2 separate regions of the Homo sapiens genome follow, and region 2 is linked to region 1. Evidence: read pairs that join two places in POLR2A ChIA-PET (ENCODE). Cell type or tissue: IMR-90. All regions are shown on one strand. Links, peaks and the distances in the headings refer to the core of each region. The heading gives the core; the rest is flanking DNA.

Region 1 (5,397 bases), core at 174-5,173:
AGAGCCTAATTTATTAAAATCATACAGCCAACTGGATGTCAATATCCTATCTCATGTCTAACTCCAAAACCATTAATGTATTAGAGCTCTTTCTTTTTAATTGAGTAGGACAAAGAAAGAAAGTACTGCAAAATTCATATTTCCTTTTATAACAAGGTTGAAACCTTATCTGTGCAATCTTTTAGAACACTGGTTCTCAACTAGAGGCATTTTGCCCACCATAGAGGACATTTGGCAATGTTTGGAGACATTTGTGGTTCTCTTGACTGAGAGGAAAATTAATATTGGCATCCACTGACACTATATGATGCATGCCAGAGCCCCTCCACACTTCATTGGTCAGTTCAGCTACCTCCCTCTTTTGTTTCCTTTCTTTCTAGCTTCCTTTATTGATTCATTCAGCATAAAGCATATGCATAGACTGCTTAGTGTATAGAAAACCAATAACAAGTAAGATACAATTCCAGACCTGAGGAAACTTATGGTTTATAGGAAAGTGCAGATAAGTAAGTAGGTAATTATTACCCATGGTAAAGAGCTACCTAGAGGTGTACATTCAACTGGCCACTATGTTAATACTGAAGCTAACACCTGAACCACTGCTTTAGAGCCCTGGTTCTCAACTACAATATCTATAAACATTTGTAGTGGTCACAATTAGGGCACAAGTTGCTTTAGAGCCCTGGTTCTCAACTGCAACATCTATAAACATTTATGGTGGTCACAACTAGGGCACAAGTTGCTACTGGCATCTGTTCGGTGGGTAGAAGCCAGGATGCTGCTAATCATACTGCAATGCATTAAATAGTGTCTCATTTTTGCTACAATAAAGAATTATTCGGTCTAAAATATCAATAATGTCAAGGTTGAGAAACGCTATTTTGGAATAATAAAACCAGATCATTGTGGTTTTGCCATTGCATTTTAAAAAATCAATCTTAATTTTCTTGCTCTCCATAATTATTTTTTACATATTGTAACTAGCAATATAATTGTGAGTGTATAATATTTCATCTTATAAGTGACAAGAAACTATATGATTACTTATTGGAAACACCATTTTTAATATCTTTAATGACATGTCATACTAACATTTGTAGTTTATTGTACCTCCTTTCTTTTAAACTTCTATCATAGTCCAACCTTAAGCCTTTGTGACACTTCTATTTTTTAAGTTTAGTCCTTGGATGCTATTCCTTTTGGAGGCAGAATCCAGGCCTGGTGCCTCATCATCCTTCCTATAGAGTTCTGCACATGGTGGGCTCTCGGATTTTTATTGAATGTCTCAAAGCAAGTTAATTCTCCTTCAGAGGCTAGGCAACTAAATGTCGTGGGAAAGAAGAATCCAACTGACTAAAATAGATATCATGCTACAGTACCTGCAAATGAGCTCAGATATTAAATTTTTGATCACTAAAAATTCCTTCAATTAGAGTTGGAAACCATATATGATTATGCTTCTGGATAATTTGCAATGGATGTTCAATTTTTCTTTCAGGAAACAGCTCTGTTCCTTTAGTTTTTAATATCTATCACTCAGTAGATCTTAGCAGTTAGTGATCATTAGTTTTCCTCCAGGGATAGACTACTAGAAGAGTGGAAATTTGGTTGGCATTTGTCTACCAGCATATCTTTTTAATGGGGTTAGAGCATGATAGCAATTAAACCTTAGGTGCTTTGAGATATCTTTTGGCATATTGGATATGTTGACATCCTCCTCCAAAATAAAGCAAAAATAAATCTTATAATGACTTTCTTTTCTTTATTCATACACTACAACTTTCTCATAGCTTGTTTTGTAACTTGCATTGAATATTATGGTTCCATTCCTTCTTTGTATATTTCAAGCATAATATTTATATTCTCCTTATATTTTTGTAAATTGTTTATCCTCCTTTGCTTTTCCTCCTTTGAAATACAATCTGAAAACAAGTTATGGATTAAAGGAAGCCACTGTGCAGACTAAAAATTCTTAAACTGAAGAAAAAATGAAACATTTTACGATTGTTTAGGTATTATAGGCATTGACTGGCTAGTAAAAAGGTCAATGCACCAGCAGAAGGTTGTATACGCTGTTAACAAAGGCAATTCCTCATGAAATGTTGTACATTTCAATATATAGAATCATATTGAATAATACTATGGAAATTCCTTTGAGTTTTCCAGAATTTTAAATGAAGTAAATTTATACGCTTTCTATGTTGCTCTTAATATCGATGATCCCAGATTATTGTGTAGATTAGGGAACCACCTACATACTTTCTGTACTTCATGGTAGATCCTGGTAGAAAAAGAAATGAGGTTGAGAGTGAATGCAGATAGCAAGGGTTATCCAAAAGAATATAGAAAAAGTAGAAATGGAAGATAATGTAATATTATTTCATAAGTTGATGAACTTGTGAGGATAAAAATGAATTTCAGTTATGCTTGACTTTGGCAGTTCAGATTCTACAAGGCGGGGAACAGTACAGCTTTGGGACCCTTTTTTAATATTCTCCCTAAGTTGACTTTAGTGGGTGGATTTAGTATACCATGTCAAGAATGCTAGTACTGATGATTTGTGTCCTTTTGTACTAATGTTGCTAACATGTTCATTGCACTTCCAAGAAGATCGTCACAACTATTTAGAACCTGGTCAGATATAGCAGTTTGACCTTAGTATGTGGTTTTCTTGCATTTTCCCCTCTTTCTGGCTTTGTTAAGACATGAAACAAGGTAGTTTTTTTTTTTTTTTCTAACTCCTTGGAAGTGTATATATATCTTATGAGTTATACCATCCTAGCTTTGGTGAAACTCACAGTTTACAGTTTGACCTTTCTTAGTAAGTAGGAGTTTTGCTGAATCATACTCCAGTACTGTGAGGTTGCAGATTGTCTATTCCTTAAGTCTTTAGGTTGCTTAATGATAAATTAAATAGGGGATGGCTGTCTTTTCTCACTCCTAGATTTTATTCACCACACACTCAGTGGTGTAATAACAATCCCTTCGCATTGTCATATGATTGATGTTTAAAGACCCTATTATTTGGAACCTGATTCCCATCAAGGTTTATGCAAATATTTATGGATCACTACTTGGCTTACAGGATGCTAGACATTCTGACATGGTCACTTGTATACCAAAAGATTTTACTGACAAACATTTCAAGTGTGTTTGACTTATTTTGAACATCAACATAAAATTTACTGGATCCCAGAGGATTTCAATAACAAATAGAATTTGGAATCAGAGCTGGAGTTGGACACATTTTGCTCATGTCATTAGAATCTTCCTCAGACTTCTCAGACTCTCTTTGTATAAAGCATCCATGAGAAGCTGTCATGTCTAATTTCTTATAATAAGTAGGGTCAATTTCATGAGCAGAACATATGACTGTATTTTATATATGCAATATAAAATCACAACCAGACATAAGTGGACATGGGAAAAAAAACAGCAACCAGATTAAACATTCACAGCTGTTTCTGAGTTTTTCTGTATTGTTCCTTTACTATTTGTTTATTCATTCTTTTATCTTCTAGTGCTCACTTGCAGACAAATGTTGCCCATGCCAATGTTTCAGAAAATACATGAGATAAAACATAGAAAAAATTCTATCCATCAATGTGCTATTTTTTTCTTTGAATTGAAAATTTTTCCATTGTATTAATTTAGAGTGAAATTTTTCTCATGTAAAGCATTCTATAATATGCAATACAAACAACAGGCAAACTATGCCAGATAAATTAATAAATAAAATAATCTGACAGAGAAAAAAGTACTGTTTGCTTCACAGTTTCACTAAACCTAAATATTCTATTAAAGTCAGTGTATGGAGTATGCTGGAAAATGGCAAACATTCTGTGTGGGTTTCAGAATTGCTGTATTGGGTACATTTTAAATATTTGGTTATCATGTCAAGTTATTACACATTTTAGATATTTATGATTATTGAGATTTCAATAATAAGCTATTAAATATTTTATTTAAAGTTCCATTCTATTTTTTGTTGCCTTAGTCCCATTGGGCTGTTATAGTAAAATGCCATAGACTAGGTAGCTTATAAACAACAGAAATTTATTTCTCAGAGTTTTGGAGGCTGGGAAGTCCAAGATCAAGGTGCTGACAGATTCAGTGTCTGTTGAGGGCCTGGTTCCTGTCTCAAATGGAGCCTTCCAGCTGTGTCCTCACACTGTGGAAGGGGCAAACAAGTTCTGTGCCTATTTTATAAGGATATTATTCCCATATATGAGGGTTCTGCCTTTATGATCTAATGATTCCCAAAAGGCCCCACCACCCAATATCATCATTTTTGGAGTTACTATTTCAAAATAAGCATTTTGGGGGGATGCAACATTCAGACCATAGCAGCTGTACAATTGGCAAAAGGATTGCCTGTTTTTAAATCTCTGAATTTGATTTTTTTTCCCAAATACCTTTACTAGAAAGAAAATTTAAACATTTTACATTTTTACTTTACATGGAGAAAATTCATGTCTTGCTCTGTTGTAAGTTTCATATTATTCTCTGTTTAAAGTTCCCAATCAGAACATATTACAACAAAATCTAACCAATTAATTAATTGTTTTCACTATCTTGATCATAAATTTTGTATATTCCTTTACAATATTAATTCTTTGCTGCTAGTCTTAAGAAAAAAATAAGCTTTGTGGAAAAAGATAGGTATATGCATATTTTGTGTATATTTTGCCTTTACTATAGAATTTATGAAACATACACAAAAGCAGAGAAAATAGTGTAATTTACATGGTACGAGAAATCTCAACATGCCCATCATCCAGCTTCAACATTTATTCTACTATGAATCTTATTTCATCCAACTATTTTACCACTTTCTCACTCTTCAAGAATACATTATATTATTTTATAATATTTATAGATAAAATAATATGTCTGTCTATATCCCAGACATCATATTATTTCACCTATATATATTTTACCATTTGCCTCTACCAGCCAAGAATTGGTATGTATTCATCATCCAGATTGAGGTATTTTTTTAAAGCAGCATTAACTTTTGTGGAAGTATCGTAATAAGACGGAATATTCTGAGTTAAAATCAAACAAATCTTTCCAATTAAATAATTGAGAATTAGCTAGAAAAATGACTTAAAACTTAGTGTAATAAAGCTAGTAGAATATTAAAGATAAGGCATAACACATTTCTTCTTACATTCTTAGTTTCATTGTGATATAAGGATTAGTTATATGCTGCTTAAAGTCAAGATTATACAATTACACAGAAAATGTTCCAAGCTAATCCCTTGGGGTTGATTTTGGCTGATAGTCTATTATTTAGATGACCAAAGATGACAGAATATACTTCTTAATTTACATGAATTACTCATCTAAGTTTTATACATAGTTTAACACATGCTGCATGCATGTATTAAACTG
Region 2 (5,397 bases), core at 322-5,321, 280 kb before region 1:
GCTACGTAACCTGGAACGGCCATGTCCTGGGTCTTTCTGTGCTGCATGTTTGGCCGTGGAATTTATTTCTTCTGTCCTGCTGGAGTGGGTAGGATTGTTTGAACAGGAAGAGTCACTTCCTTGTTATGCTCTCCCAGCATTGTAGAGCTCCAAGATGTTTCCCCTGTGCCCTTCCATTAAGCCCTTACAATCTCCTGCACTAAAGTTTAATCACTTCCCTCCTAATATCCTAAAGAAGACAAGAGCTTTCTCTCCTAATTCTTTCCTTCTCTCCTTTTTCTTTTTCTCTTTCCTTCTTTCTCTTTGCTTACCTAGTATTCTTTCCAGCCTGCCTGCCTATCTGCCTTTTCTTCTCTCCTTCCTCTCCTCTTCCTTTACTCTCATTATTCCCTTTGTTTTCCTTTTCCCCACTGTTATTTTTTTTTCTAATTTCATGTCATTTCTGTTATGAAAACTAGATCCCAGTTAATGGAGCTTTATCGTATTTGCACACAGATGAAAGAATACATGCATATAATAATGAATTGCTGCATTCTTTGTAACAAGAGAATATTGGAAACAACTTGAATGTCCATTAATAGGGGACAAATTGAATAAACTATGGCATGTCTGTAAAACAGAACTCTCTGTAACTGTAGAAAAGAATCAGGAAACACTCTATGTATTAAGTTGTAAGTATCTCCAAAATATTTTGTGAAGTGAAAAAAAGACATAGTGCAGAACATTTGTATTTTATATTTCGTTTGTGAAAAAAGGCGGTGGTGGGAAATAAGATTATATTTTACATTTTATTGCTCTTAGTAAACACCAAAAAATTTGTGTAGGAAACTATTCCTGGGTGTCAAGGATAGATGGGCTGAGGAATAGTAGAAAGGGAGATTTTATCGTTATACCGTTTTGTATTTATTAACTTTCAAAAGTGTGTTAATATATTATCCATCCAAAAAGTGAAATATAATAATGTAAACCTGGGAAGCCAATGTAAGATTCAGTTGAAAGAAAACTATCCCATTAAATGCATATATATATATATGTGTGTGTGTGTATGTATGTATATACATGTGTGTATATATGTGTGTATGTATATATATACATGTGTGTATGTATATATATACGTGTGTGTATATATATGTGTGTATATATGTATGTATATATATACACATACACACACACACACACACATACACACACATATGTATAAATTTGACATGACTGGTATAGTTATCCAAACTCACAGGTGTTCTTCTAGAATATTAGCTATCTATGGCTTAAATTATGTAAAATTGTCATTTTTTACTAAAAAACCATTTCAAATATTGGCAATTTCATACTATTGGCCTAATCTTTCCTTGTCTTAAGTTGAGGCATCAAAAATCTATCATCAGGTTGCCTGGGCTATTACTCTCTTTAACTTCATTCTTCTCCTGTGCTATAGAAACTTTTGGAGTCATATTTCATTAATTTCCCCAGGTCACCTGGATAGGACTATGAAGTGTGGCAATCCTGAATCACCTTTCCATCCTTGCTTTATTAACTTTACACTTGACTGTAGATTAAACTGTCATAATCTACCACTGAGATTATGGTGTTTTTTTCCTAAGAAGTCATTCTGAATCTCAGGCTTTCCTTGCAGGTCTAATGTCTTCATTGCCACCAAATTTATCTTTCTACAATGCAGTTTGACTCCTGTTTCTTTTTACTAAGTGCATCCCATGTCTTCTCACTGGCTACATAATATATATGGACTAAACTCCTTGGAAAGCATGCAATTCATCCTCATTCTTACCTCCACCCACTGATCTTTCCATAAACTCTCTAAACCTGTTCTTTCCCCAAATTATGATCCCCAATAAGTCTCCATGGCTTTGCTAATTACTTTCTGTTTATTAAAATGAGCTTCTCCACCTTCTATGTCTTGCAAGCCTCTTATTACCATTTAAAGGTTTTACACAAATAAGTGTTCTCTCTGTAGTTCTGATTCCCAACTATCCACAATTAATCTCTTGCTTATTTATGTTTCCATGGTCCTATGTAATTACCCCTATTATAAATCTAGTCATTAGGACCTATTCCAGATATTTGTTTATGTGGCTACCTACCTTCCTCACTACCTTCTGAGTGATTGGCAGCACAGATGAAGGTCTTGGTTATCCTTGTATTCCCTCGTACTGAGCTCAGTGTTTGGTATAGAGTTTTGTGATTAGTAAATATTGGTTTATTGAGTAATGCTTCAGTCTTACTACTGGCATCCTTTTTTTTTTTTTTTCGAGACAGAGTCTCGCTGTGTCGCCAGGCTGGAGTGCAGTGGCGCAATCTCACCTCACTGCAACCTCCACCTCCTGGGTTCCAGCGATTCTCCTGCCTCAGTCTCACAAGTAGCTGGGACTACAGACGTGCACCACCACGCCCAGCTAATTTTTTGTATTTTTAGCAGAGACGGGGTTTCACCGTGTTGGCCAGGATGGTCTCGATCTCCTGACCTCATGATCTGCCCGCACTGGCCTCCCAAAGTGCTGGGATTACAGGCGTGAGCCACCACACCCGGCCTAGAATCCTTTTGTATATGGAAGGAAGTATTTTAAAAATCCTTTTTAAAAAAGGTAGGAGACTAATGTTAAGGAAGGTTTTGGGAGTGGGGAAAGAAATGCCTTTACATTAAGGACATGAAAATTGAAAGTACAAAGCAGTCTCTAATTTGTTCATTATTTGCCATAAGGACATGATTTAGTTTTGAATGTATTCCACCAGGTTCTCTTTATCTCCTTTGCTTCATATTAGTGTTTATTTTGATGATGATTAAGGCAATATGCTACTAAGAATTGTGCTGTCTTTTTGTAAATTATGCCTGAAAAAATCGTGATTGTTCCTGTTGCTTTGAAGTCTTATGTTTATATTTAATTGTAAAAGTTAAGGCTACCTCTATGTGATAGACAGAGTGTTCTCCAAAAAATGCCCGCAAATTTGGAGTGGAGGATAAATGACAGTTTTCTCTTCCTACTTCTCCCTTCCTCCTTTTCCTCCTCCTTCTGTTACTTAATATTATCACTATTATCATTATTTTCTTCTAATCTGGAAATATAATAGCTTAATAGCCTAGTCTAGCTGAGTTGGACTTGTGTATTTGTTGAAAATATTAAGTTATAACTTTGGAGTAAATACTCATCATAAAATGAGAATGATTTGATGGTGTGTGTTCTTGTGTATTGCACAGACACATTACTGAGTGGCACATAGAGTTGCAGTGAGTTTTACTGTAAGGGAGTATTTTAGCCATCATGTCTTCCAAGGATCGCATGCCCTGTTTCCTAGGTCCTAATAAAAGCTTGTATTTATATGTAACTCACTATTGCCATTTCAGTTCATCAAGATTAACACCAAGGAGCTATTATCGATCACGTCAGAGTGAGGCAGGTAGAATGCTAGAATTTTTTGAGGATGAAATAAAGTGATCTTAGTCTCTGGCATCTTAGTTGTTGGGTGCCTTCCTTTTTCTTTTATCAGTAAATGATTGTTATCTATGACCAAAGAAAGAAGAGAAATTCGCATTATTTAGCATTTTGCCCACTTAGGTGGCACTTACTCTGATTTAGTCTATTATAACATCATTATGTCTTGCTAATGGCACCATGCAGTTCACTTCCTTCAACTGTTTGCAGAGTGCCTCTCCATTTAAACAACGTGGCACGTTTAAATAGTTTACTAGTACTATAACATTCTTGGCTTATTGTACATTAGATTTTAAAATTTAGAAAATTTTCTATTGAGCACAAGAATATATAATGGTGAGCATGACTTTAAATACTGAAATGAAAAGTCTGTGAGAACAATTATCTGTTTCGTTATGTGTTAGAAGTGGTAGATATGTTTTCTGTAAATGTGAATAAACTGAAATGAAATTTTAAAGCTTGTGGAATGAAACGACAAAAAGGACATTGGTATTACACAGTTTCTTTCAATTCCACCATCCCTACCACCCACCCAACCCTTCATCCCAGAATTAGTGTTGGTCTGTTGCTTTCCACGGTTCCATGAAATAGTTAGATGATTTAATAAGAACTTTGGAATATGTCCTCTTTTCCCTCAACCTCCAGGTAAATTTATTGGTAGTTAATGTTGCTAGTCTTTTCATGGCCTAGAAAATTGTTCTCTCTTTTCTTCACTTAGTTAACTTTTATTTTTCCTTCTAATGAGAGCTCAGGTCTTCCTTCCTATGCAAGGCTTCCCTGACCTCCATTGGGTTAGATCTCTCATAAAGGTGCTCAGAGCACTGCTTACTTGGCAAACCTTCAAATTCACATTTGTTTACGTGTTTATTTTTATTAGTCTTCCTTCCCTATTAATCCAAAAGCCCTATAAAGCTGAGGGCAGTCTTCAACTCCCTATTGGATTATTAATTCCAAGTATAATGTTTTGCACATACTAGTCACTGAGTAAATATTTTTGAAACATGAAAGAGTGTTCAGATGTGAAAACACTCATTTTTGGCTATAGAATATAATTTGGGGTATCTCCATCAAATGCATACCTAGTTATGATTTTATTAATTTTCTGCAATTTAAATCAGTATTGTTTCTTTACTCCGAAATGTAAATTAAGGTTCAGTGTTTAATGCCACTATACCGGGAAAATATATGTTTTTGGCTTTTAATTCCATAACATGTATTTTTTGCCCCTGAACTTCAATTAAATGTTCTCCAGTTGGTTTTTTGTGTTGGGGTGGGGCAGGGGGTTTGTAAGGTAACCCTTTTGGTTTTAGAGCATAACTGCATCCATACTTTTATAACCCATTTACAAGTGTTGTAAGTATATGAACCTTAAAATGTATATACAATTCTTCAAAGCTCATGTGTAATTAAAATCTGGAAGGGCAGGTGGTTGAGAGGTTCTAGTAATTTATTGTGTTACTCTAAGATAAGAATCAAAAATTTAAAAATCACAGGAGAGTCTATAGTTAGCGTGTATCCAATTGATATACAATAAAAGCCACAGGAAGCATTTATTAAAAGACTCATAATGAAACCAAAAGAAATAATCCATTAGGAGTTAACTCGCAGAATATCATATAGAAAACTGAATAAGCTTTAGAGAAATGTCTTATTCTTTGACTCTTCTTTGGGCAGAAGGTACTACAGAATATTAACTAGACAGATTTTCATGATTGCCTATTCAAAGAAAATGAAGTATTTTGATGTGCCATGCATTGAGTCAAGCTTAATGCATATTTAAGCACAGTTCTAGCATCTGAGTGGTAAACTGGTCTTTTACTCCTAATGGAATTTTTGTTCCTGACATGGAAAAAATCATGTGAAAAATTTTTATAGATTATATATATTATATGTATATTTTATAAATCATGTGAAAAATTTTAATATATATTAACTATATAATACATATTAA

The links. Peaks named below come from ENCODE experiments on the same cell type or tissue, not always from the same donor. Only the 100,000 strongest peaks of a DNase experiment are listed, where the experiment ranks them.
Region 2: POLR2A ChIA-PET joins it to region 1 with 6 read pairs; 2 of 35 experiments call an interaction of 5 or more read pairs at or near these places.

The regions. Positions count from the first base shown.
Region 1 is chr3:29,603,250-29,608,646 of GRCh38, forward strand. All of the region lies in intron 4 of RBMS3 (RNA binding motif single stranded interacting protein 3), which reads left to right. Among named protein-coding and RNA genes, the nearest start is that of RBMS3-AS2, 37 kb to the right of the region's middle. In IMR-90, for the core only: no CTCF peak of the experiment used is centred there; a DNase peak (open chromatin) is centred at 2,822; H3K27ac peaks cover 1,807 bases.
Region 2 is chr3:29,324,483-29,329,879 of GRCh38, forward strand. The region is part of intron 1 of RBMS3 (RNA binding motif single stranded interacting protein 3); the gene reads left to right. Among named protein-coding and RNA genes, the nearest start is that of RBMS3, 46 kb to the left of the region's middle. In IMR-90, for the core only: no CTCF peak of the experiment used is centred there; no DNase peak of the experiment used is centred there.